Linked DNA regions of Mus musculus: all the other regions are linked to region 1. Evidence: chromatin loops called from intact Hi-C (ENCODE). Cell type or tissue: heart. All regions are shown on one strand.

Evidence for each region. A loop is a pair of places that touch in the nucleus more often than their neighbours do. Peaks named below come from ENCODE experiments on the same cell type or tissue, not always from the same donor. Only the 100,000 strongest peaks of a DNase experiment are listed, where the experiment ranks them.
Region 2: it touches region 1 in a loop (4-fold over the local background); 14 of 42 quality-filtered maps call a loop at or near these places.
Region 3: it touches region 1 in a loop (3.0-fold over the local background); 23 of 42 quality-filtered maps call a loop at or near these places.

Annotation. Positions count from the first base shown.
Region 1 is chr12:75,665,114-75,673,113 of GRCm38, forward strand. Wdr89 (WD repeat domain 89) reads right to left here and starts at 4,424. Exons shown (of 2, transcript NM_028203.1): 1 at 4,359-4,424. It overlaps Gm34717 (a long non-coding RNA gene), which reads left to right and starts at 4,612. Exons shown (of 3, transcript XR_381697.2): 1 at 4,612-4,968. In heart, a CTCF peak has its summit at 4,328 (motif pointing left); a DNase peak (open chromatin) is centred at 4,558; H3K4me3 peaks cover 2,535 bases; H3K27ac peaks cover 1,860 bases.
Region 2 is chr12:75,731,980-75,739,979 of GRCm38, forward strand. Sgpp1 (sphingosine-1-phosphate phosphatase 1) reads right to left here and starts at 3,750. Exons shown (of 3, transcript NM_030750.3): 1 at 2,934-3,750. The coding sequence starts at 3,584. In heart, no CTCF peak of the experiment used is centred here; DNase peaks (open chromatin) are centred at 1,532, 3,052 and 3,792; H3K4me3 peaks cover 3,237 bases; H3K27ac peaks cover 1,692 bases.
Region 3 is chr12:75,769,406-75,777,405 of GRCm38, forward strand. It overlaps Gm40447, which reads right to left. Exons shown (of 7, transcript XM_011244246.1): 3 at 2,400-2,506. Among named protein-coding and RNA genes, the nearest start is that of Sgpp1, 38 kb to the left of the region's middle. In heart, a CTCF peak has its summit at 3,494 (motif pointing left); a DNase peak (open chromatin) is centred at 3,436.

The DNA.
Region 1 (8,000 bases):
AAGAGCACTGGCTGCTCTTTCCAGTAGGTCCTGAGTTCAATTTCCAGCAACCACATGGTGGCTCACAACCATCTGTAATGGGATCTGATGTCTTCTTCTGGTGTGTCTGAAGACAGCAACAGTGCGCTCATATACATAATAAATTAATAACAAAAAGGTAATGACTTTGAGTGAGGATAGGGTAAACTCTGAGGTCATTAGAGCTGCTGGGTTTTGCACAGAACAGAAAAGGAACCCAGTTCTCCATAAAGCCTACCAAATATCTCGGAAGCAACAGGACTCCGAGATTTGAAGGGGTTGGGTTTTGTTATTGTTGTCTTGACACTGGGTCTCATGTAGCTCAGGCTGCCCTCAAACTCACCATGTAGCTAAGGCTAGACTTTGGATTCTGTCTACAACTTCTAGTTTCCCTCCTACCCTCAAACTTGGCCTTCTCCATGCAATACACTGTTGCTCCCAAGTGATTTGGCTGTCTGAAAGGCTGGTTTCCTTATCATAAATTCCCATCACCTAAGATCATGCTACGGAAAGTGAGGGATAGGTACAAACCTATGACTACAGTAAACTGGGAAAGAAGCCTCAGAATAGCAAACTCTCCCAAGAACACTAGTGTTATGATCTCATAAATAATTCAAAATGGCATCGATCAAAACCATCATGAACTGCAAGTCACATGAATTCTTAAGATGACACCTTTCTGAGTGATTAATTCTAATTTTACAGCAAAGGATTATTCAGTTACCTCTGAAGTTTGAGAGATGTTCAGGTCTTTCATAGCAGTTTGAAGGTCTACCTTACCAGTTACCTTACGTAAGCTTTTTCCTCTTAAAGTCCCCACTACAGATGCTGCTATGCCACAGGGTATTTTTACCCTTCAGAGTCTTTGCGGAGGGCTGAGTAATGACTCCCAAAGACACATAAGTCCTACCTAATCCCTAGAACACATCAGGACTTCTCGTTCTGACAAAAAAAAAAAAAAAAAAAAAAAAGGCTTCACATTTCTAACTAAGCATAATGGAAAAAATAAAATGGACTATCTGGGAAGGCTCTACATATCACAAGTTTCCTCAGAGGGGAGGGAGGCAGGGAGTGGAGACCTGGCTGGAGGAGGAGGAGGCAGATGGTAGTGGAAGCAGCCATTACTGACTGCTACAAGAGGAAGGTGCTACAAGCAGGGTTCATCTGTAATCCCAGCACCTGGAAACTTAATAGAGAAAGGTTACCATGCATTCAAGGCCAGCAGGGGCTAGAGCGGGAAACCATCTCTAAGAGGTAAAAAGAGCCACAGCCTAACCAATATAGAAGCTCAAAAAGGCTAGAAAACACAGCTTCCCCAAGAGCACCAAGAAGTTCAGGAGGCCTTTGATACCTTGACATTAGCCCAGTCACAAATTTTAGTTGAAAGATGATACATTCGTGTTGCTCATTTACCTATGTGCGCATGTCTGCAAGTGCCTGTGTGCTGGTGCCTGCAGAGGCCAGAAGCAGCTCCAGCTCCTCTGGAGCTGAAATGAATGAGCCTTGTGAGCTGCTCACTGTGGATGCTGGAGATGGAGCCTGGGTCCTCTGCAAGAGCAGGGAGCTTTTACAGGTCAGGAGACAGCCCAGGTCTCTCTCTGTAGCCTTGGCTGTTCCAGAACTCACTAGGTAGAACTCACTGGCCTTGAACTCAAGAGATCTGCCAGCCTCTGCCTCCAGCATGCTGGGATTAAAGGCATAGACCACCATACCCTGTACAGAAACCATTCCTAGTCCCTGAGCCATCTCTTCAGTGCCACATGCATTCAGTCGTAAGTCACTACATCTGTAGTAATTTGTTATAGCAGCCATCTGAATCTGAGACTAATAAACCCTTTCAAAACTTTAGTAATATTCAGCTATGATGGCTTATAATCCTAGCATTTGTGAAGCTGAGGCACTGGTTTTGAGGCCAACCTAAGGTAAATGGTGAATTCAGGACAGCCTGGGGTATTGTGCAAGAGCCTGTTTCAAAAACAACAGGGCCAGTGGGAGTGCTCATCTGACCTAAAATTGATTCCCTGGACCTACAAGGGGGAAGTAAAGAGCAAATTCCAAGTTGTCCTCTGACCTCCACAGTTGCAGTGCCATGTCTGTCTGTCTCTGTCTCTGTCTCTGTCTCTCTCTCTCTCTCTCTCTCACACACACACACACACACACACACACAATGTAATAAAATATTCAAAGACAGAAAGCTTAGCAGTGAACTGTATATATTCCAACTAATACATTTGAGCTTGAGTCCAGACTAAAGTACAATGAGACTGTGAGGTTTTCTTCTTTTCTCCACTTGATTGTCTTTTGTTTTAGAGAGACCACTGAAAATGTAGAAATGTAGGGTTTCTGTTTTGTTTGTTCTTTTAGCATAAGAGTGGGAAAGAAAAAAAAAAAAAACCATAACAACAAAAAGCTAACCCCAGCACTCGGGAGGCAGAGGCAGGTGGATTTCTGAGTTCAAGGCCACCCTGGTCTACAAAGTGAGTTCCAGGACAGCCAGGGCTATACAGAGATACCCTGTCTCAAAAAACAAAACAAAAAAACAACAAAAAGCAATGTCTTAAGCTGGATGTGAGACACTGGCCTTTAACCCCAACATGCAGGAGGCAGAGGCAGGTGGATCTGTGAGTTCAAAGCTAGCCTAAATTCTAGGTCAGCCAAAGCTACATAGGTTGAAGCCCTGCCTCAAAAACAACAAGAAAGATACACACATACACACACACAAAACACACAATGTTTTCAGTTCTATTTATAATAAATAGAAGGTGCAGTTCGGTTGATGTGAAAGCCTATAATTCCAGCACTTGAGAGAACACCAAGTTCTCTAAGTTTAAGGCTAGCCTAGTTTACAAAGTGAGCTCTAGGACCACCAGAACCTCACAGAAACCCTGACTCCAAAACCCCAAACCAACCAACCAACCCAAACCAACCAACCCTGAAAGTTGCAGAAAACAGTCAAGATTTTAAACAAAGGTGGACACGAAAGAAACCTCAACAGTCACAGGGGCTGACTTACTTTTGCCCTGTTCTATAAAATCTAAGGTAAAAAGACGAGCTAGACACTTCTCACTTCTGCTCTCTAGATAGTACTGTCCTGACCCCAAGATAGGCGGGTAAGTAGTCAACACAGAGGTATCTCACACTTACATTGTTAACTAGGCTGCATGATTTTGTGGTCTTTAAACAAGAAGCAGAAACAGGTATGGTTGATACCAATAACATAGACTATAAGTCCACATCTTCACTGAATTATCACAACACTGAGAAGCAATTTGGCACGGACCATGCACTTTTTAACAACCTGATGATTGCAAAGCAAAGTTAGGAAGTAGACCTTTAGACTGATGCCTTCCTACCAGTTCATCTTACTTGGATAATAACCAATTAACTGGTTTCCTGGTACACTGTTTAGGATTTTAAAATAATTTCTTTTTTCTTTCCTTTTCTTTTTTTGTTTTTTCAAGACAGGGTTTCTCTGTGTAGCCCTGGCTGTTCTGGAACTCACTCTGTAGACCAGGCTGGCCTCGAACTCAGAAATCCGCCTGCCTCTGCCTCCCAAGTGCTGGGATCAAAGGCGTGTGCCACCACTGCCCGGCTTTAAAACAATTTCAAGTTAGGAAAGAAAACAGGAGCGTTTTACTAGTTGTACTATCTTTAATTTTACATTTGTGGAAGCTGAATTCCCTCAATTTAAGTTGTCAGAGTTAGCCTAAATGAGACATTTCACAAAAATAAGATGCTGCCAGCACTGCCTCTTGGGTGGTTTTCGTTGTGAATTAGGTTTGTGTGTGTGTGTGTGTGTGTGCATGACAAAGTTTTCCCAAGAAGCACTGGTTAGCTGGAAACTCAAAGAGATCCTCTTGCCTCTACCTCCCTCCCAGTCAGTACTGGGATCCCCGGTGTGCTTCACCACACCCGACCAGCACCTAGCTCGGTGGACAGCTGTGTGGCCTAGATGACACCACACACGTAAGGAACTTAGCCTAGTAGCCTGCATCACAGCACATACTGTACGACTTGGCTCCGCGTACCAAATGAAAAAATCTGCTTTTTGATGTGGAAAAAGGCCGGAGCCAGGAGGTGGGTGTGGGATGAGTGAGAGGAAGGGCAGGCAAGAGCGAGCAGGGACCTACCCACCCTTCCTCGAAACTGAAGCAGAGACCTTCGGGTGGCATGGACCCCACATCCTGGCATACAGAGACCCACGCGGTCCCTGCGCATGCACGTGCTCCCTCTCACACCACCCGCTCCCCTTCTGCGCTCCCCGCCCAGGGCTCTCCACGCGCGTGCCACCCAGTGGCCGCCGGTCGAGAGAGCTGCCCGCCCTGCCCAGCAGAAAGTACCTCCGCAGCAAACCCCACACTGGAGCTGGAGAAAACGCACGCTCTGCCCACGGCCGGCTGGAACTCCGCCCTCCGGCTCTGATTGGGTAAAAATATAGAGGAAGCTGAAGCGGATTGGTCCATAGCACAGAGGCCGGACCATAACCAGCGGGCTCTTCTGAAGCGGGAGCCGCGCGCCTTTGCTTGCTACCTTCCGATTGGACGAGGGCAGAAGGTCTGCGCATGCGTAACTCGGTCTACGGACCACGCCATACAACACCTCCCTCTAGGTCAGGTTAACGGAAGTCCCTGGGACCCAGCTTCCTGGACGTGTGGCCAATAAAAGGCAAGATCGTCACCGATTCCGCCTTTTCATGCGGATGTGGCTTTGCAGTTTCTTCCAGCACTTCTTCCGCTTCCTCGGACTCGGGTGTAAAGTTATTTCGCGGACCAGAGGAGTGGGGCTGAGGCAGGATTTCGTGGATCTGAAATAACCACACGTGATCACAAAGCCTAGCTATACAGGCGGGTTTGAACGAGCAGTATCCGGCCTTCACTCCAGCATGGCTATGACTCAAGGTTGACAGGAGCGCAATTACAAAATCTGGAGGTAGTTTTGCCTCGGCCCCAGGTAACTCTGGGAATTGAAGTCCATAATGGTCAGGTCCTGTCTCATCTGTCCTATTTTGATGTTGCTTTTAAACTTTAGTTTGATACAGGGCTGATGTTCCAACTGTAGTGGAGACATGACATCTGGCCCTACCAATAGGGGAATGAGCTCTGTCCTTGAACACCAAGAAGCCCTGAATCTAGTTTAGGTGGACTCTACCCTCTTTTCATTATAGATGAATACCTGTGGTATAACAACCATGAGACCGCGTTTTCCAGTGTAAACAATTCAGAAAATACGTACTTGGTTAAGCGATAATGCAAACAAGCCAGATTGTCCCTGGAAATACATTCGGCTGGGACTCGTGAAATTAACGTGCTGTGTATACCCACAGGAATCTGAATAAGGGGAACTAACTAGGGGATATATCTTGGTGCTGTTAAAAGGTATCCTTCCCCTGGAAATCCCCCCAAGGTGAGTTTAGGTTGGTCCCATTTACAGCTAGTAGAGTTGGAGATAGAGATTATTGTTTGATTAGTTGCAGTTTCTAATTAATATCGGTCTTGGTGTCATGGCATAGCCAGGAGTCCTGACCTACAGTGGGTTAAGAATGGTTAGGGAACTGACATACTCTTTTCATATCCTGAACACTGAGATGCTGGCTTCCACTGCCTTCTGGACCTTTATCTATGAAGTTACTAAAGGGAATTCCTGGGGGAAATTGGAGTTGGGAGCTTGCCATCCTAGGGGGCTTGTAACCTGACCCCCCGGGGTTTTGGTCTTTGCCATGCCCTGATCTTTATATCACAGGTAGTGATGGTTCTTATTTTAGGACTATGAAGGGATCCGTGTAACCCGGAGAGGACTCAGTTTTGCTATCCAACCAAGAACAATGGCTTTCGGGGAAGGGGCATCAACTGCAGCCATAGTGCTGGACCCAGGGATGCGCTTCTCCCCAGGAGCAAGTGAGCCATGCCCCAGTAGTCTCTGGTTGTAGCACTTTACAGAAATCTACCTGGAAGGTAGTTTGGGTTTCAGTGGATAGATTGGTTAAGAGCTCCCTGGTTCTGGTTTTTTACATTTTTATACCCAGTGCCCTGACGTATGGGGACTTGGGAGCCTTTCCAAAAGGAGAGAAAAAGACAAAATAGGACAACTATGATTCTAGGGCCCTTGTCAGTCTTTAGGGGTTTGGAGGACCTAGTGACAACTCATTTGTCATTATTTTCTGTAGCCTCCTTCAGCTGGATATGGTGCATTCATGGGGTGACCTTCATTGCTGTTCCAGTCCAGATCCTCTTTACCCATATGAGGTCACCAGGCTGGAACTTGCAGGCAGGCTCAGACAGGAGACAAAGATACAGCCTCTCCAATGATCTGATGAGTCTTGCAGGGCCTGTAAGGACTTGAGAAGGCAATGGTTAGTAATTTCTGACTGGTGCATCTGGCCCTCGGGAGGGCAAAATGTAGAAAGCTGGCCCAATTTTTTGCCATTATTAAAGCCGTATTTTAAGAGTTTTGTTTTTATTCTTTTTATCCTGTCCTGAGCTTTGTGGCCTGTCTAATTAGTGTGTAACGCTTTTCCCAGATTTGGGAATATTTTGACTATGAGGGCCAGACCGTGTCAGACCCCAGAATATGGGCAATCCAAGCCTATGGACCAACTCCTGGAGAAGCTTTTGTGGTAATTGATGCAGCCTCTGCTGGTTGGGGTAGAAATCTCCTCAACCCAAGAAGCTAGGATGTTCTTGTAGACCCAAAGGCAATAGGTTTTATTTCTATTTTATTTCAGTAAAGTTCAGTTCCCAGTCCTCTCTGAGGGTGTTCCTGGGCCTGGATCCCAGCCAGGGCTTCTCTTCCTCCTTTGGGCTTTGCCTGTGCTCAGATGACACACCTGGAAGTCTTTGACAAGACTCTAGGTGGCGCATGTAGTATCCAGGCCCGAGGAGCTCAGCAGTTTTTATGACCCTAAGATTCATGGCTTTGGTTGAGCTCCATTACCAGCTGTCTTCTAAGAGCTGTTGGAAGGACTGGCCTTCTGTCTGGCAGCATCCATCAAAGCTCATTAAGCTTATGATTTTCTTTGGCACTCTCTCAGTTGGCCCAGACAATCTCCTCTGATGTCTAGTTGGAACATTGAAGTAGATTCAGTCAACATCACCAAAATCTGAAGACAAGTCTAGGCCTGCCTCCGGGGTGACCAAGTCTACCACCCTGTTACCCTATGTTTTGGGAGGAACTTCACCTTTGCTGACCATTGGCCATTGTCTTAGGTAGCCTGAGGACTTCCAACAATGTCAGAATCTCCCTTGATATTTGATTCCCTTGTTGGAGGTGAGGAGCCCTCTTTTTCAGTACAAGGCCCTAAGTATGTGGGCTATGGAAAAGCCTTACCAGATAGTGGTGACCTTGTTTTTTCCCCAATGGAGCACCTGAATTAGTGCTATGAGTTTGGTTTGTTGAGCTGGGGTCCCTTGGTTAAGAGATTACACCCAGATAGTCTTATCCTGGGTTACCACTGCAGCCCCAGTATACCTAATTTCATTCTGGACAAATCTGCTCCCATCAAGCTGGGTGGCAGTGGCACATGTAATCCCAGCACTTAGGAAGCAGAGGCAAAAGGATCTCTGAGTTTGAGGCCAGCGTGGTCTACAGAGTGAGTTCTGGGACAGCCAGGGGCTACACAGAGAAACCCTGTCTCAAAACTGTTCCCATCAGTATACATTACCTCGTCTGCCTCCTGCAATGGAGCATTGGTCAGGTCAGGTCCAACGGATTGAATCAGGTCCATTCTGCAGACTCATCATCCGGTAACAGGCTAGCAGGGTTGAGGACTGATGTTATACAGAACCAGATATGTGGACTGGTCCTGTAGCAGTGTTGGGTAATGGTTACTTGGGTGACATTTATCTTTCTGGAGTGCCTCATAGGAGGACCTCAAACAAATGTGGGGCAGTCAGGAACAGTTCCTTCCCCAGAGTCAGCTTGTCAGCCTTCTTCAGTAGAAGAGCAGTGTCAGCAGTGACTACTTGTATACAAGTGGCCAGCAGCAG
Region 2 (8,000 bases), 67 kb after region 1:
TTAATTCCTAGAACCAATAATGAAAATAATGCTGATTTTATTTTTTTAAAGATTTATTTATTTATTATATTATAAACACACTGTAGCTGTCTTCAGACACTCCAGAAGAGAGCATCCGATCTCATTACAGATGTTTGTGAGCCACCATGTGGTTGCTGGGAATTGAACTCAGGCCCTCTGGAGAGCAGTCAGTGCTCTTAACCGCTGAGCCACCTCTCCAGCCCTGATCATCCATCACTGGGGCCAGAGAGATGGCTCAGCAATGAAGAGAACTAGCTGCTCCAGCAGAGGGCCCGCATCTAAATCACGGCGTTCAGATAAATGCAACTCCAGGGAACCTGATGCTCCTTTCTGATCACCAATGGGCACCTGAGTACACCCTTGTATGCACACACACACACACATACGTACCCACACATGTGTATACACACACATACTAACACACATAAACACAAATAAAATAAATCCTTTTAAGAAGTAAAATAGAAGTATGCCAACCCAAGCATACTGAGACATACCTGCCTGTAATCACAGCACTTGAGAGGCTAATAAAAAAAGATTACAGGTTTAGGAGTGGCCTCCTCTATACTGAATTCCAGGCCAGCTAGACTACACAATCAACACTACACAATCAACCAATTAATCAATAAGCAAACAAAAACCCAAATGGCCACCAACTGATGGAGAAAAAAATGCATCCAATGAAACACTAGTCACCAATAAAAAAGAACCAAGTCCTGGGCATATACTACAACATGATCTTTAATAGGCTGCTGGGAAGGTAAACTATATATATATATATATATATATATATATATATATATAATGTATGCCCATGTATGAAACTGTTAAAAGAATTTAAAATGCTAAGTGAATGCCAGGTGGTGTTGGCACATGCCTTTAATCCCAGCACCTGGGAGGTAGGGGAATCTCTGAGAGTTCAAGGCCAGCCTGGTCTACAGAGTGAGGAGTTCCAGGACAGCCAGGGCTACACAGAGAAACCCTGTCTTGAAAAGCCCCAAAAAAAGAAAAAGAAAAAAAGCTAAGTGAAAAAACAAAATCCTGTTAAACAGCCTTGATAGTGCAAGGTTCCTCCAGTATGGAATGTTCACAATAGGAAAAATCTATATACATAGAGTGGGTTGATGGTTGCCTTAGAGATCTGTTTAAGACTAGATGATTTCTATCACCCTGCCTGGCTGCAATCTCAAAGCCTGTATGATTTGCAAATGTTGAATTAAATACAATAGGTTGTGTATAATTCCTGTTTGAGGCCAGCCTGAGCTACATAGTGAGTTCCAAGCCAGCCAGAGTTACGGTGAGATCCTGCCTAAAAACCAACCAAACAAAAACTAGAATACAAGCTTAGCCTGATTATTCAAGTGGCCTTGAAATGTTAAAATATTGATAGCTACACCCCATAAACAATTCAGCAGAACTATTTTCAGACTTCCTGTTAGCGTGTGTCCTGAATAACTAAAGAGCAGAACCAACTCACTCTCTCTCTCTCACTCTCTCTCCCTCTCCTTTGCCCCCTCCCGCAGTGTTAGCAGCAGCCCATCAGAGAAGAGACAGTAGAAAGTCCCCCATCAGTAAGACAAACAGCAGCACACAGTCACAGTAAACAGCATGCCGAACACATTGACAATCTCACTTTCTGGAATAATTAGATCAGATGGGAATTTTTAGATATTTTTTTTCCACCCCAAACAGGCAACACTGTTTTTACAATCCAAATGTGACCATGTATCACCAGGGGTTAAATAAGAAAAGAACTTTCTATCTTAGTCTCCCCTCCTAATTCCGTCATTCTTCCTGGGTCCATGCCTGATTTCTGTTACTGTAAAACAGATGAATTGCACAGTAGAGAGGGCCTGGGATGATACTGGCAACATTTACCCATACTGAAACTCAACGTGGGTTAAGTAAGCCTATAATGGAGTTTTACAGCACAGTTGGCATTTCTCAATCTTGTGCAATAAAAGGGAGTTAAAAAAAAAGATAATGAGTTTTCCTAGATTCTCCAAAACCGATGCACTTTATTCTTAAGAGTCTGGTCCGAAAGACTAACAAATCATACAATTTAAGACAGATAAAGCAAGACCAGTAGACAAATATATTTTGCTTCTGTGTGAAAGATAATTAAATTGTAAACTCAAGTATCACTTGCAAACAAACCCTAGGAAGCTCAAATTAGGGAAGCCCCAAAACGCAGGCAAATTAAAAAAATGACTACCATTAAAAACTCTTGATGGACAAATTGCCCCCGATGTCAAACGCCATTATAACCAATCCAGCTCCTCGGAAGGCAAAGCCTATAACTGCAGGGTTACAGTTACCGCCATAGTAACAGTGTAGCAACTAACAACTGGTTCTCCAGACCAGAGACAGAAGTGAAGTGTCTTAACAGACCTGCAGTCAATCCTTTACGACGAACTCATCTAGATTCTGTTCCTTTACCTTTCGGCTTTTTTTCTTAACTGTCATTACTTTAGTGCTTGGAATGTGCCTGTGCCGAAATTATACTACTGTTTTGAAAACACTCTTTAATTTTACATTGTAAACACCATGTATTGCAGTGAAACCGGGTCTCAGTTACCAAGTGTTTCATTTTAAGTACACTGAATCACCACTGTGCATCAGACGAACTAAGTTTAAAAACTCAGTCTAAGCTCAAGGATTCAATGCACGAAAAGTGTTTCCTTGGGGGGTGGGGGTCTAAGAAACTATACCCAACTGTATTAAAATACAGTTTAGTGTTTAAGAACCGTCATCAGTTAATTTTCTAGAACTCTGACAGGACCTGCGTGGGTACTGTGAGAACCTGTGGGTTGGGGTTTTGGACGGGAAGAGGCAAATTTTTAAAAAAAGGGGAAAAAGAAAGTTCAGAAAGCACTGGAAACTCGACCGTGGAGCTGAGGGGCACAGCGTACCTGCCAGCGGCCATAGGTGAGCAGGAACATGGCGATGGGGATGGCGGTGCCTGACATGGCATGCGTGGAGGGCATGCTGTATTCCGAGTTGTAGAAGACCTCCAGCTTGATGACAGGCGGCGAGGCCGGCCGTGGCCAGCGGATGATGTCCTTGGTGCACTGGCCCAGGTACATGACCAGCACCCAGATGATCACCAGCCTCCGGCCCACAAAGGGGTCGAGATTCCAGATCCAGAAGGGGAAGAATAAGATGTAGAAGAGCTCGTTGCCCAGTTCCGTGCCTAAGCAGAACAGGTAGTAGAGCGGCAAGTTGCTCACTTTGACCAGCTCGCCCTCCTCGCCCGTCAACGAGTTGCGGCGCTGCGAGCCCGCGCGGCGGGGCCCGGTCGGGCCCGGCTCGGCCGCCAGCCCGTTGCGCACGCCGTTCGGGGCACCGCAGCAGTCCGCCTTGGCGGGGCTGTCCTCAGCGCCCGGCTGCCGTCCCCGTCGCCGGGGTTCTCCCGGGGCTCCGCGAACCTCGGTCTCTGCATCCTCGTCCGCCGCCGGGCTGCTGAGCGGCACCTCCACCCCACACAGACGCTGGAAGCTCGCCACCCGCTGCGGCTCCTGCAGACGGCTGGCCAGCAGAGCCAGCCGCTGCCCCAGGGACATGGTCGCGGGCCACTCGGGAATTGATCCGGCCACGCGCTCCTCGCCAGCCACAGCCGCCACGGTGCCTAGCTCGACTCGCTCGAGGCTGCCGGCGACCGCGCCAACAGGCCGCAGCGGCCGCCGCGCGCGCCCTGCGCCCCGCGCGCCCCTCCCCTGGCGCGCTCACGGAGGCCCGCGCCGCGCGCGCAGCCCGGAGCTGTCGCCGAAGCCCCGCCTCCCGGTGCTCCTGGTTGCTGTGCGAAGAACAGTGCGGGTCTAGGCAGGGCTGGTGACCCAGGAGCTGCCCGCGGCTTTTATTAGCCTGGAATCAATTGGGGCGTGATGAATGGAGGCAAAGTAACCGCCGCGAAACCGGAATCGTCCGACTCACGCCATTAATTAGCAACTAATTTCAGAGCTGTCTCGGATGGTTGATGTCCGGAAAGCCACGTGCCAATTGACCAGCGGTGGCAAGATTAGAAAACCGTAGATAATCCAGGACAGAGCCTGGGTATGTGATCGCTGACACAGCTGTGGTCTGCAAAGGAAAAGCCAGTCACCTACCAAGTAAAATCTGACTGTCACTCATCACATACGTCTCTTAAGCGAATTTAGGTGTAAAATTTCCTTAATAAATTCTAGCACTTAGCAAGATTGCTCAGAACACATAGTTAGTGGGAGAATGTAGCGTGGAGAATTCTGAGGGTATTTTTTGTTTTGTCTTTTATCGTTTTCTTTTTGTGAGTTTCGGGTTTGTTTTTTTGTTTGTTTGTTTTTTTGTTTTTGTTTTTGTTTTGTTGTTGTTGTTTGTTTTGTTTTGTTTTTGTTTTTGAACCAGGGTATATCATTTAGCCGAGATTGGCCTCAGCCTTGCTATGTAGTTAAGGCTAGCCCTGAACTGTTGATCCTTCTGGTGAAGCCCCCCAAGACTCGGGGTTACTGGGGCACCATGCCAGGTTTGAACTTGGAATCTGATAGGCTGAACTAGAATCTTAACAGGATTGTCTTGCAAGTCACAAACTTGACTTTAACTTCTAGATGGATCCGATTTTATTAAAAGATTTCAAAGTTTTAATTCCAGGAAGTTATTTTCAGTCAAGGCAAACGAATGTCTATAATTAAAGACTGAACTACTTCCAAGAAAGAGGCTGGAAAATGCTCCATGCTGGTAAGCCATGAGAAATAGTTTCATTTCCCAAGAAAGATTGCTTCCCAGCTCCTCCTATTCCACTTGCTGCAGTCATAAAGAGGATTGCCTCGAGTCCCTGGCCCTGGAATTGCTGAGGTTGGAAAGGTTGAGGGAGCACAGACGAATCCCAGCGCTTGGAGGCTGACATGGGAAGATTTGGAGTTTGAGGACAGCTGGGGCTTCATAACAAGATACTGTATCAAAATAAGTAAAAGCGTTTACAGCCTAGGAAAGCAGACAAGCATGAGAAAAGGAATACTGGGCCTGAAGAATGGTATACAAAGTAACCATGGTTTGCTATGGGTGTCTCTTCTTAGCCAGCAAGCAGGAAGCTCTGAGTTTGGGCCCAGCAGAACATACACAGAGTAGTGTTATTAGTTGATGTTTCTGAATAATAAAGACCATTATTAGCATTTGGCAAAAATAATCTATAATAAAACATGCTATGCTGGCCAGAAACTTGCTGTGGAGACCAAGTCTGATTTTCAAGTACTGAGCTAACAGGTGTTTGCTACAACTGAGTATTTTGTTTGTCTTGAAACCCCAGACCACCAAATTGTAGGGTTACAGGATGGACATCACACATAATTTTTTATATGTCCCCTCCACCCCTAGGGTCTAACTATGTAACCTGGATACCCTGGAATTTAGCTATATAAACAAGACTGATCCCGAACTTGTAGCATCCTCTCGCCTCTGCCTCAGAAACACTACCCTCTATTTCTATATCCTTAGCACCCAACACAAATATTGAATAATTGAAGGAATAAAAATGAATGTATGAACTTAAAAAAAAAATCCATGCCTCCAAACTGGGTATGGTTTTGCTTGCCTGTAATTCCAGCACTTGGGAAGTTGAAGCAGGAGGGGCTAAAGTATTTTCAAAAAATAAAATGTGGGGAAAGTGGCCATTTCAAAGTTACTCTCCTTATAGAGTGGAGATAGAGTCAGGTTGAGTTTTATGGCACAGACCTTTAGCAAGGAGTGTCTGTTTTTGGTTAGTTCTTTTTTGTTTGTTTTTGTTTTGAGCCTAGTGCAAGAGCCTTGTCTAAAATAAAGGTCTTCTGTGACTTCTGTAACTTTTATTTAACATCTTACTTGTATATTCTTTTTCTGTATCTCAAACCCAGTTCTCCTAATTTCTGTCTGAATTTCTGTCACAAATCCTACTGGCTCTCTATCAGGAACAAGCACTTTTTGTAGTTACTCTTCTGACCCTGTGCCTTCCACCTCCAGTAGAGCCTTTGAACAAAGGCCACTCTTGTCATTAGGTCTTGTATACATTGTGAAAACTCTGTGCTCTGTAGCCTCTGCTGGAAGGAAAAGAAAAACACTTCCAGAAATCTGGTGAAATTTCAATGGAAATTGGGAATGTCTGTGTACTCCATTTAGAAGGAATTTAACCCCATAAATGCACACTCTGATGGCTGATAAGAGGGTTCAGAGCAGCAAGGGCCTGCCACCAAACCTGAGGACCTGAGTTCCACCTCAAGGAGGAGAGAACTGACTTCTACAGCTTTGTCCTCTAACCTATGCGAACAGATTAAATATTATTTAAATAGTTTTCATTGACAATCTTTAAATTGTTGTGATCTAAAGAATGGCAGTGGGGCTTTAAAACAGCCGGAGTTCACCAGAGAGAGGAGTAATGTGAAATCTCACTGTAAGGAGACCTAAATGTTCTGCTAAGGAATTATAAATTACATTTCTTTGTTAGAGACAGGGTTTCTCTATGTAGCCCTGGCTGTCTGGAACTTACTTTGCAATAGACCAGGTAAGCCTTGAACTCAGAGATCTGTCTGGCTCTGCCTCCCCAGTACTGGGATTAAGGGCATGTGCTACTACAACACTGGGGTAAGCATAATACTTAATTTCTAGGTGTTGGAAACAAATGTTCCTGGTGTCACACAACACACAGCGAGTGCGTGTGTGAGCACACACACACGGAAACTTAGAGGCAGGAAGTTCACTTGGTTTTGTTCTTGGTTTTTGTTTTGTTTTGTTTTGTTTTGTTTTTAAACAGGGTCTTACTGGCCTGGAACTCACTATGTAGCTGCTCTAAACTCAAGAGATAGCCCAACCCTCCCCAGTGCTGGGGTTAAAGGCTTGCTCCAGCAAACACAGCTTTCACGTGGTTTTGTTGTTTTGTTTTTTGTTTGTTTGTTTGTTTTTATTTCAAGGAAGGTGGTGATATTTCCCCGTTGGCTGGGGTCTGACCCCACAGTCTTTCAAGACTGGCTAGTTTTAAAAGAATCTGGATAAAGGAAGTAAAAAAAGGGGGAGAAGGGTTCAGCTGCCCAAGGCCATCACCCTTTGTGTAAACAATTGTTTTACTAGGTGGGGGAGATCAAAAGATTGTTGAGGTCTTATCATTGGAAATCTTTTAATTTAAAAAGAAAATGTTGCCGGGCGTGGTGGCGCACACCCTTAATCCCAGAACTCGGGAGGCAGAGGCAGGCGGATTTCTGAGTTTGAGGCCAGCCTGGTCTACAAATTGAGTTCCAGGACAGCCAGGGCTACACAGAGAAACCCTGTCTCAAAACTCCCCCCGCCCTCCAAATAAATAACTAGAAAGAAAAAGAAAACGTTGAGAATGTAAAGGGTATTGTTTCCAGCTGTCTGAGCAGCCCTTTCAGTGTCCTGGAAGGAAACTCAATTCCTCAGCAAGAAAGGCTGTCACTCTTAACCCCTGAGCCATCTCTCTAGCCTATCATTATTGCTGCTTATGTGTGTGTGTGTGGGGGGGGGTGTGGGGATGGGTGGGTGCTCATGCTATGGCATCAGTGAGGAAGTGAGAGGATAATTTTGTGGAGTATGTTCTTCTCTTCCACATTATGTGGGTCCTGGGGATTATCTAGTGGGTTTCTTAGACTGGTATCCGAGGGCTGCAGGAGCTGTTACCAGCTAAGCCACTTCACCAGTGCTATTGAAACAATAGAAAGTGGTAGAGAGGGAATGGGAATTGTCTGCTAGGTACTGAGAGTGCCTTGTTTGCTTTTTCACTCCTGCTGGATAAGCAGAACAAACTTCTAGGCAGGACTGTAAGATTGAAGCATTCATAAGGCATGACACTATAGCTAAAAGCCCTTCCTTGGAATACATCCGAGCTCCACATTTTTCTCTGTCTCATCTTGAAGTGCTGGCTTCTAACTCAGACCTAGCACATGCCAAGGAAGTGTTCCACTAGTGTGATAAATCTCCAAGCCCCTGACAGGCATTCATGAACTATAAATTTCAGAAGCCTCCAT
Region 3 (8,000 bases), 100 kb after region 1:
AACTACTGCACCCAGGAAATCTCAACAATACGGATGCCTAAACAAAACCTGAATGATAACACCAGTTGACATTTCAGCATGAACAGAGTGTGTGTGTGTGTGTGTGTGTGTGTGTAAAACCACTCCTAAGTGAAGAGGTACAGGCAATTTACTGCTGAGAGAGGGAGAGTCCATCTTTCTCAGGGATGAGGCCCCTAACTGATTAGCTAATATCAAGTGGTTAACCCTAGAAACATACATATATTCAGATAATATGAAATGGACTCAGTGGGTTTTTTTTACATATTTATTTTTATGTGTATGTATGTGTGTGTATAACAATAATAATTAAAGAAAAAGAGTCCATGAATTTCAGAGAGTGCCAGGGGGAATATGAATAAAAGTGACTGGGGAGATAATATAACTATATCTTAATTAAAAGTAAACTTAATTTTAAAAGGAGAAAAATCCCCTAGAGACACATTTTTTTTTTACTCTGTGTGTATGTGTGTGTCTGTGTGTGTTCACATGGATACATGTGTGTACACTTGTGGAAGTCAGAGGACAACTTGTAGAAATTGATTCTCTCACTTCTCCACCACGTGGGTTCAAATGAAAAACTCAGGCCATTGGGCATCTTAACCAGCCGAGCCATCTCAATGGTTGGTTCAGTCTAAGAAGAAATTTAAGCCAAGATTTCCACAAAGGAATGAAAGGTTCCTTCACTGAGCCAGCATGGTGGTGCACGCCTTTGATCCCAACATTCAGGAAGCAGAGGCAGAAAGTGGGGTTCCCATGGGGGCTCTGTAAGGACTGGGCAAGATGCTGGGCAGTGGTAATGCTCGCCTTGAATCTCAGCACTTGGGAAGCAGAGACAGGTGGATCTCTGTGAGTTCGAGGCCAGCCTGGTCTACAGGACAGCCAGGGATACACAGAGACCCTGTCTTAAACAAAGCAAATCAAAACAATGACAAAAAAAAAAGATCAAGCAAGAATAAAAGATTTCTGAAAGCATGATGACTAAAAGTAACTCCAAGTAGAACGTGTAATGAATCTAAGGTGTTTTCAGCAAGCCCCCACCACAAATCCCCACTATGTTGTATTGTGTGGCTTCTCTGCAGCCTGGCTTCTAAACACAAAACGTTTAGACTTCACACTGCATGAGCCATCACATCTGTCCTAGCCCAAGGATGGTCCCACCCACAAGGGGACCTCCCTCCTTGATCACCAAATGAGAAAATGCCTTACAGCTGGATCTCATGGAGGCACTTTCCCAACTGAAGCTCCTTTCTCTGTGATATCTCCAGCTGTGTCAAGTTGACACAAAACCAGCCAGTACACAACCATACAACACAACCGAACACAGTCTGAGATCCTTAGCTCAAATTCAAGACTACTGTCTGTTATGGATTGCAGTACACACACACACACACACACACACACACACACACACACACACATTCTGTTATAGAAATGTAGTAGTTTAATTATAATGGCTTCTACCATTGTCATCTCTCATTTAAGTATCAAGTTAACATAACTGCTCTGTGTGATGAATGGATCTTGTCTTTAATCCCAGCACCCGGAAGCAGAAGCAGGAGGCACTCTATGAATTCAAGGTCAACTTAGTCTACATAACTAAGTTCTAAGCCAGTCAGGGCCATATGGTGAGACTATGTCTCAAAAAAGAAACAAACAAAAACCACCTGAAAACGTTAATGTCTTTGGATACTGTGCTATAAGCACATGTATCTTATTAGCATGCAAGTGTGCTTTTACAATTAAAAAATAGTAAAATTGTGTATTAATGCAAACAGACAGACAGATAGACAGACAGACAACATCCCTCATTTGTCCCCCGGCAGCAGGAGAGCGAGCCCAGGGCAGAGCTGCAGCCTCCTGGTGAGTATTTCACAGGGAAGCTGAGATTCGAACACCAGAAGAAAAGAATTTTAGGAAGAGCCAGTGTGAAGCAAAGTTGTTTTTTACTGAGAAAACAATTTTTTGTTTGTTTTGGTTTTTAAGAGGGGCTACAGTAGCCTAGGGTCACTGAAGATAACCTTGAAATCCTGATCTTCCAACCTGGCCTCCTAAAGTCTGGGATCACAGGTGAGGCATATCTGCTTGCTTTCAAGCTCTGGATGTCACCTAACACCCCGTCTCCATAGTAGGCAAACATCTCTTGCTTGCATTGCTAATCAGGTCTCTGAATGATCTGAGATAAGGGCTGGATGAGGTAGTGCCTCTCCCTCAGCAGAGCTTTGTTATCTAAGTTCCCAGGAAGGTGTTTATCAAGGATTTCGGCTTAGGACTTTGGCTATAAAAGTGTGTAGAACCTCTTTAATGATGGGACATGTTATCCACGAAAACTTGAGTCTGTTTCAGGGCAGATGTCACTCATTTACCTCAGAATAAAGTACCTTATTATTTCCTCGAAGGCAGAATTTTATACTTGATCTTAGCCAAAAGTCAGAGACGTGATGGGCAACATTCTTAAGTAGTTGGTGTCTCTCTGCCACATGCAAGACTGTGAAAAACAAAACACATTAGTGATTATTGTAGGATTAAGCTTCTTTCAAGTCTGTTTTGTTGTTGTTGTTTTGCTTCATACACATTTTTGTTTTGTTTTGTTTTTCTGGTTTTCTTTTCTTTTCTCTTCTCTTCTTTTCTTTTCTTTTCTTTTCTTTTCTTTTCTTTTCTTTTCTTTTCTTTTCTTTTCTTTTTTTTGAGGCAGGGCTTCTTTGTATAGCTCTGGCTGTCCTGGAACTCACTTTGTAGACTAGGCTGGCCTCGAACTCAGAAATCTGCCTGCCTCTGCCTTCAAATGCTGGGATCACAGGCGTGCGCCACCACGCCCGGCTCATACACATTTGTAAAATTTTTTATTTATTTACTTTATGTGTATGAGTATACTGTTGCTGTCTTCAGACACACCAGAAGAGGGCATTAGATCCCATTATGTGAGCCACCATGTGGTTGCTGGGATTTGAACTCAGGACCTTTGGAAGAGCAGTCAGTGCTCTTAACTGCTGAGCCATCTCTGCAGCCCATCACATTTGTTACTTGTATATATGTATAACTGTTAGACCTTCCAAATGAATCAACCATTTTATCATACTAATAAGGAAGCTGTTAAATGTTTTAAGGCATGGGGCACAACACCAGGTCCATGTTTCTAGACGGGTATATACAAATACATGCAGGTACCCAAGGAGGTCAGAAGAGGACAAGGAATCCACTGGAGCAGGCATTACAAGCAGCTGTGAGCCACTAGATATAGGTGCTAGGATCTGAACTCTGGTCACCTTTAACAACAGCATTAGGTTGGAAAGATGGCTCAGTAGTTCAAAGTGCTTATTGTTCTTGCAGATGTCTCAAGTTCAAATCCCAGCACCCCACCACCACCACCACCACCACCACCACCACGTGGCATCTAACAATCGTCTGTAACCCCAGTTCCAAGAGGATCTGGTGCCCTCTCCTGGACTCCACAGGCACTGCATGTATTTGGTGCACAAATAGGGTAATAAAAATAATAAAAATTTAAAAATTGCTTACAAAAAAAGAACAACAAAAACTCTTATCAACATTCCAAGATCATATAAATATATTAAATTTTAATTAATAGTATACTTAAAAGAAAAGAAAGACATTTACTTCAGGTGCAAGTCCCTTGGAACTGGAGTTGCAGGTGATCACGTGTCACCAATGGATGCTGGGAATCAAACCTGGGTCCTCTGCAAGAGCAAAAAGAGCCCTTAACCATTGATCCACCTTCCCAGCCCCATGAAGGATGATTTTAAATGAAATTAATAGAGGCAGACATAGTAAATGGTGGATAGTAAAATTATTTCAAATACTGACAGAACGGATGCACCTTGGAGGTAGGGGTACAAGATAGCCTTTCTTTGAATAAGTGATTCAGCCAGCTTATTCATCAGACTTGAGGATCAATTAATTTAATGAGATGAAATATTTAGCAGGGCCTGACAACTCACTCTATAATCCCAAGAACTAGGGAGTCTGAGGCAGGAGAATTGCCCAGTATTAGAAACAAGAGTTAGTTATACACAGAAAACAATCTAAGAATTCAAGCAGATTAAGAAGGTAGTGAGGGGGCTGGAGACGTGACTCAGTCAAGTGCTTGCTTTTCAAGCAGAAAGACCTGGGTTCTAGTACCAGAGTCCATGTTAAAATAAACAAAAAGTCGGGGCAGCCATCTGAAAAGCCAGGACCATGAGATACCTTAAGAATTACCACTTTTATTTTGGATAATGGTCAAAGCCTAAGAAAGTTGCTGTGGGCCTTGTCAATTTTTATCTGAAACGACTCCCTCCTCCTCTTTTTTCTTTTTCTTTCTTTCTTTTTCTTTTTTCTTTTTCTTTTTCTATTCTCTTCTTTCCTCTCTTTCTTTCTTTCTTTCTTTCTTTCTTTCTTTCTTTCTTACCACATAGATGCGTGTTGACTTCCATTGCTGTACATGCTGGGTATCTTGGGCCATGTTCTAATACTATGAAGAGATATTATGACTGAGGCAACTTGGATTAGTTAGATTTCTGTTGCTGTGATAAAGCACCGGGACAAAAAGCAAGTTGGAGAGATGTTGGGGTCCCCTTTCGCACATTGTGTGAAAGTCATCTCTGTATATTCAGTTGTTGATTGCCAAACCAGGTAGAGAGCTGAGTGCTCGCCAGAACTCGGTATTGTTATTCCTGTGGCCCATTACCAGCCTCATAGTTTGTAAACATTCATTCTTCCTTACTTGCTGGCTGGATTTAATAAAAATCTGACAGCCAATAGCTGAGCAGGAAATGGAAGGTGAACTTCCGTATATAGAGAGAGTCTCTGGGAGAAGATATCAGAAGCAGGAGGTCCATGCACCAGGTGCAGAGATGGATGAGTGACTCAGAGCAAGCACAGAGGTAGACCTGGCCACCTGGCAGGACGTAAGCCAGAATTAGTCGGCTTTGGCGTAGCTGGGAGGGAGTGTGAGCTAAAGGCTTAAGCTTTAAGATATATGAGTCTCTGTGTCTTTATTTAAACCTCTGGCCAGTCTGTGAAAGTCACATTACAGGGAAGAAAGTGTTTATTTCACTCACAGTTCCATAAACCAGTTCTGAAGGGACCCAAGTACCGCAGGGTATTCCCCTTTGGACCCCAGATTAGGCACAGACCAGACCCAAACACCAATTTCCAAGCACAAACCAAATGCAAAGCGGTTGCTTCATTAAGCAAGGCTAAGAGACATGGTGTCTGAATCTGAATCAGACAGACACAATTTTTCTTTTTTTGCAGGTGTCAATTTTAAGAGGGAAAAAAGGGGAGGTGTGTGTTGGAATGGGCTAGGAAGTGTGGGACAGTTCTGATTGGATGTGTTAATTAGGTAAGTCAAAATAAGGAATTCTGAATGCCAAACCTTGGGGTTTTGATAGTGGACCTTGGTGATCAGTCTCAGGAATAAATCAGTGGACAGATAAGGGAATAGACTTTGGTGGCTGAAAGAGGTAAAAGCCAGAGCCCATGGGCACCATGTTTGCCACGCTCAGGCCTGCTGGAACCCTTCAAGATCATCATCAAAAACAGTAAGGGCAGGAACTCACATGGGGCAGGAACCTGGAGGCAGGAGCTGATGCAGAGGCCATGGAGGGGTGCTGCTTATTGCATTGCTCCATGGCTTGCTCAGCCTCCTTTCTTATACCCAGGACCATTAGCCCAGGGATGGCACCACCCACACTGGGCTGGGGCTCCACCCCTCCATCCATCCTTAATTAAGAAAATGCCTCACAAGCTTGCCTACCACCTGATCATAGGAAGCTGTTTTCTTAACTGAGGCTTCCTCCTCTCATTGACTTTAGCCAGTATCAAGGTGATATAGAACTATCCAGCATACTCTTATAAAACAAAGCATTTAATTGCGGCTTGCCTACAGTTTCAGAGGTTTAGTCCATTGTTATAGTGGGTAGCGTGGTGGCTCACAGGCAGACATGGTCCTGGAGAAGTAGCTGAAAGCTCTACCTTCAGATACACAGGCAGCAGGAAAAGAAAGTCCCGGGACCTGGCTTGGGCTTCTGAAACCTCAAAGCCCACCCCCAATGACACACTTCCTTCAACAAGGCCACACCCACCCCAACAAGGCCACATCTCCTAATCTTTCTAAGTAATGCCACTCCCTGATAATTTAAACACTCAAATATGGCGACCTATGGGGGAGCCTCTGGGAGCCATTATTATTCAAACCATAACACTGGCCTTACTCAAAAGTCATAATGTGATGGCTATTTTTGGTTGTCAACTTTATTACATTTGGAATTAAAATTGGCTAGAACTCAAGCCACAACAGGCAGCTCACAACTGTTGTAACTCCAATTCTAGGGGATCTGTCACCCTCACATAGACACACATGCAGACAAAAGCCAACACACATAAAATAAAAATAAATAAACCTTTTTTAAAAATCTAAAAAGGAAGTGGAGTCATCTTTATAATCCTGAGAAGCCTGCAATTCCAACACTTTTGAGGCTGAGACAGGAGAATTAGGAGTTAAAGGCTAGCCTGGGCTACCTAGAAAACTCTAGGGAAGCCTGTGTTACATTGAACATTGTCTCTCAAAACAACAGCAACAACAAGTAATGTGATGGTTTGAATACGCTTGGCCCAGAGAGTGGCCAGGAAATATAGCCTCCTTGGAATTGGTGTGGCCCTGTTGGAGGAGGTGTGTCACTGTGGGGTTGGGCTTTGAGATCCATCTCCTAGCTGCATGGAAGATCCTCCTTGAGATCTTTCTCCTGACCACTTTCAGATCAAGACGTAGGATCCTCAGCTCCTTCTCCATTACTCTGTCTGCCTGGACACTGCCACACTTCCTGCCATGATGATAATGGATTGAACCTCTGAACCTGTAAGCCATCCTCAATTAAATGTTGTTCTTTATAAGATTTGCCTTGGTCATGGTGTCTCTTCACAGCAATGGAAACCCTAAAACAGAAATTGATACCAGGAGTGGGGTATTGCTATGATAGGCCTGACCATGCTTTTGTTTGGAAGAATGTGGTTGACTTTGGGTTTGGAAAGCAGTGGAATGTTTTAAGTGGGCCTTTAAGAGCCTAATAAAAGTCCATTGAACTTTTAGTTTGAAATGAACATAATCCAGAAATGGAGGGCATACCTGTGATCCAGATCTTGAGGCTGGAAGATACTGGCTTTTGATTAGGATCTTGATGTGAGATGATACACCCTTTTGATATGAATCTTGAGGAAAAATGACCATGAAAAGTTTATGGTCATAGTGATACACATCTTTAATTCAAGGAGACAGGCAAGGAGATCTCTGAGTTTAAGAAAAGCCTAGTACAGAAAGACTTCCAGGTAAAGAAAAACTTATGTCCATGAGTGGTTGTAACATGCTTTTGATCCCTGAACCCAGGAGTCAGAGGTATGGAGATATCAGAGTTTAAGTTCAATCTGCAGAGCAAGTTCCAGGATAGCCAAGCTTAGGCAGTGAAGGAGTTGGAAAACAGAAAGCTGATGATAATGTAATAGAACAAGGGAGCCATATTTGAGCTCCAGCAAGCAGCAGAACTCAGCAACTTCAGCCAAGTGGCTCTGGCTTTAGAGTAAAGAATAGTAGAGATTACTAGGACAATTGATGCTGGTTATCTGGAGCTAAGAAATTAGTGGTGATTAAGAAGGGACCAGCATCACTGAGGTGAAATCTTCTGGGAAGTATTTTCTGAGAGCACAGTGAAGCTGTGTTCCAAAGATAGACAAGATTGTACCTTGTGCTGCAGCTGGAATTGGTAATGTGTAAGTACCCAGGTGGTACTGGTTTTGAAGGCATGAAGGGGTCATGGAGAGCAGCTGAGGCTTGGCACTATGAGAGGTTAGGAAAGTCCATTGGTGAAGGTACAGCCTCAGTTGCAGTTGATGGCCCAGGACTGAAGGGGTATTGCAAAGAAGTTGAGGCTTGGCACCATAAAGAGAGCCTATGAGAGGTGATTGGTGAAGCCTAGTTGCAGCAGACC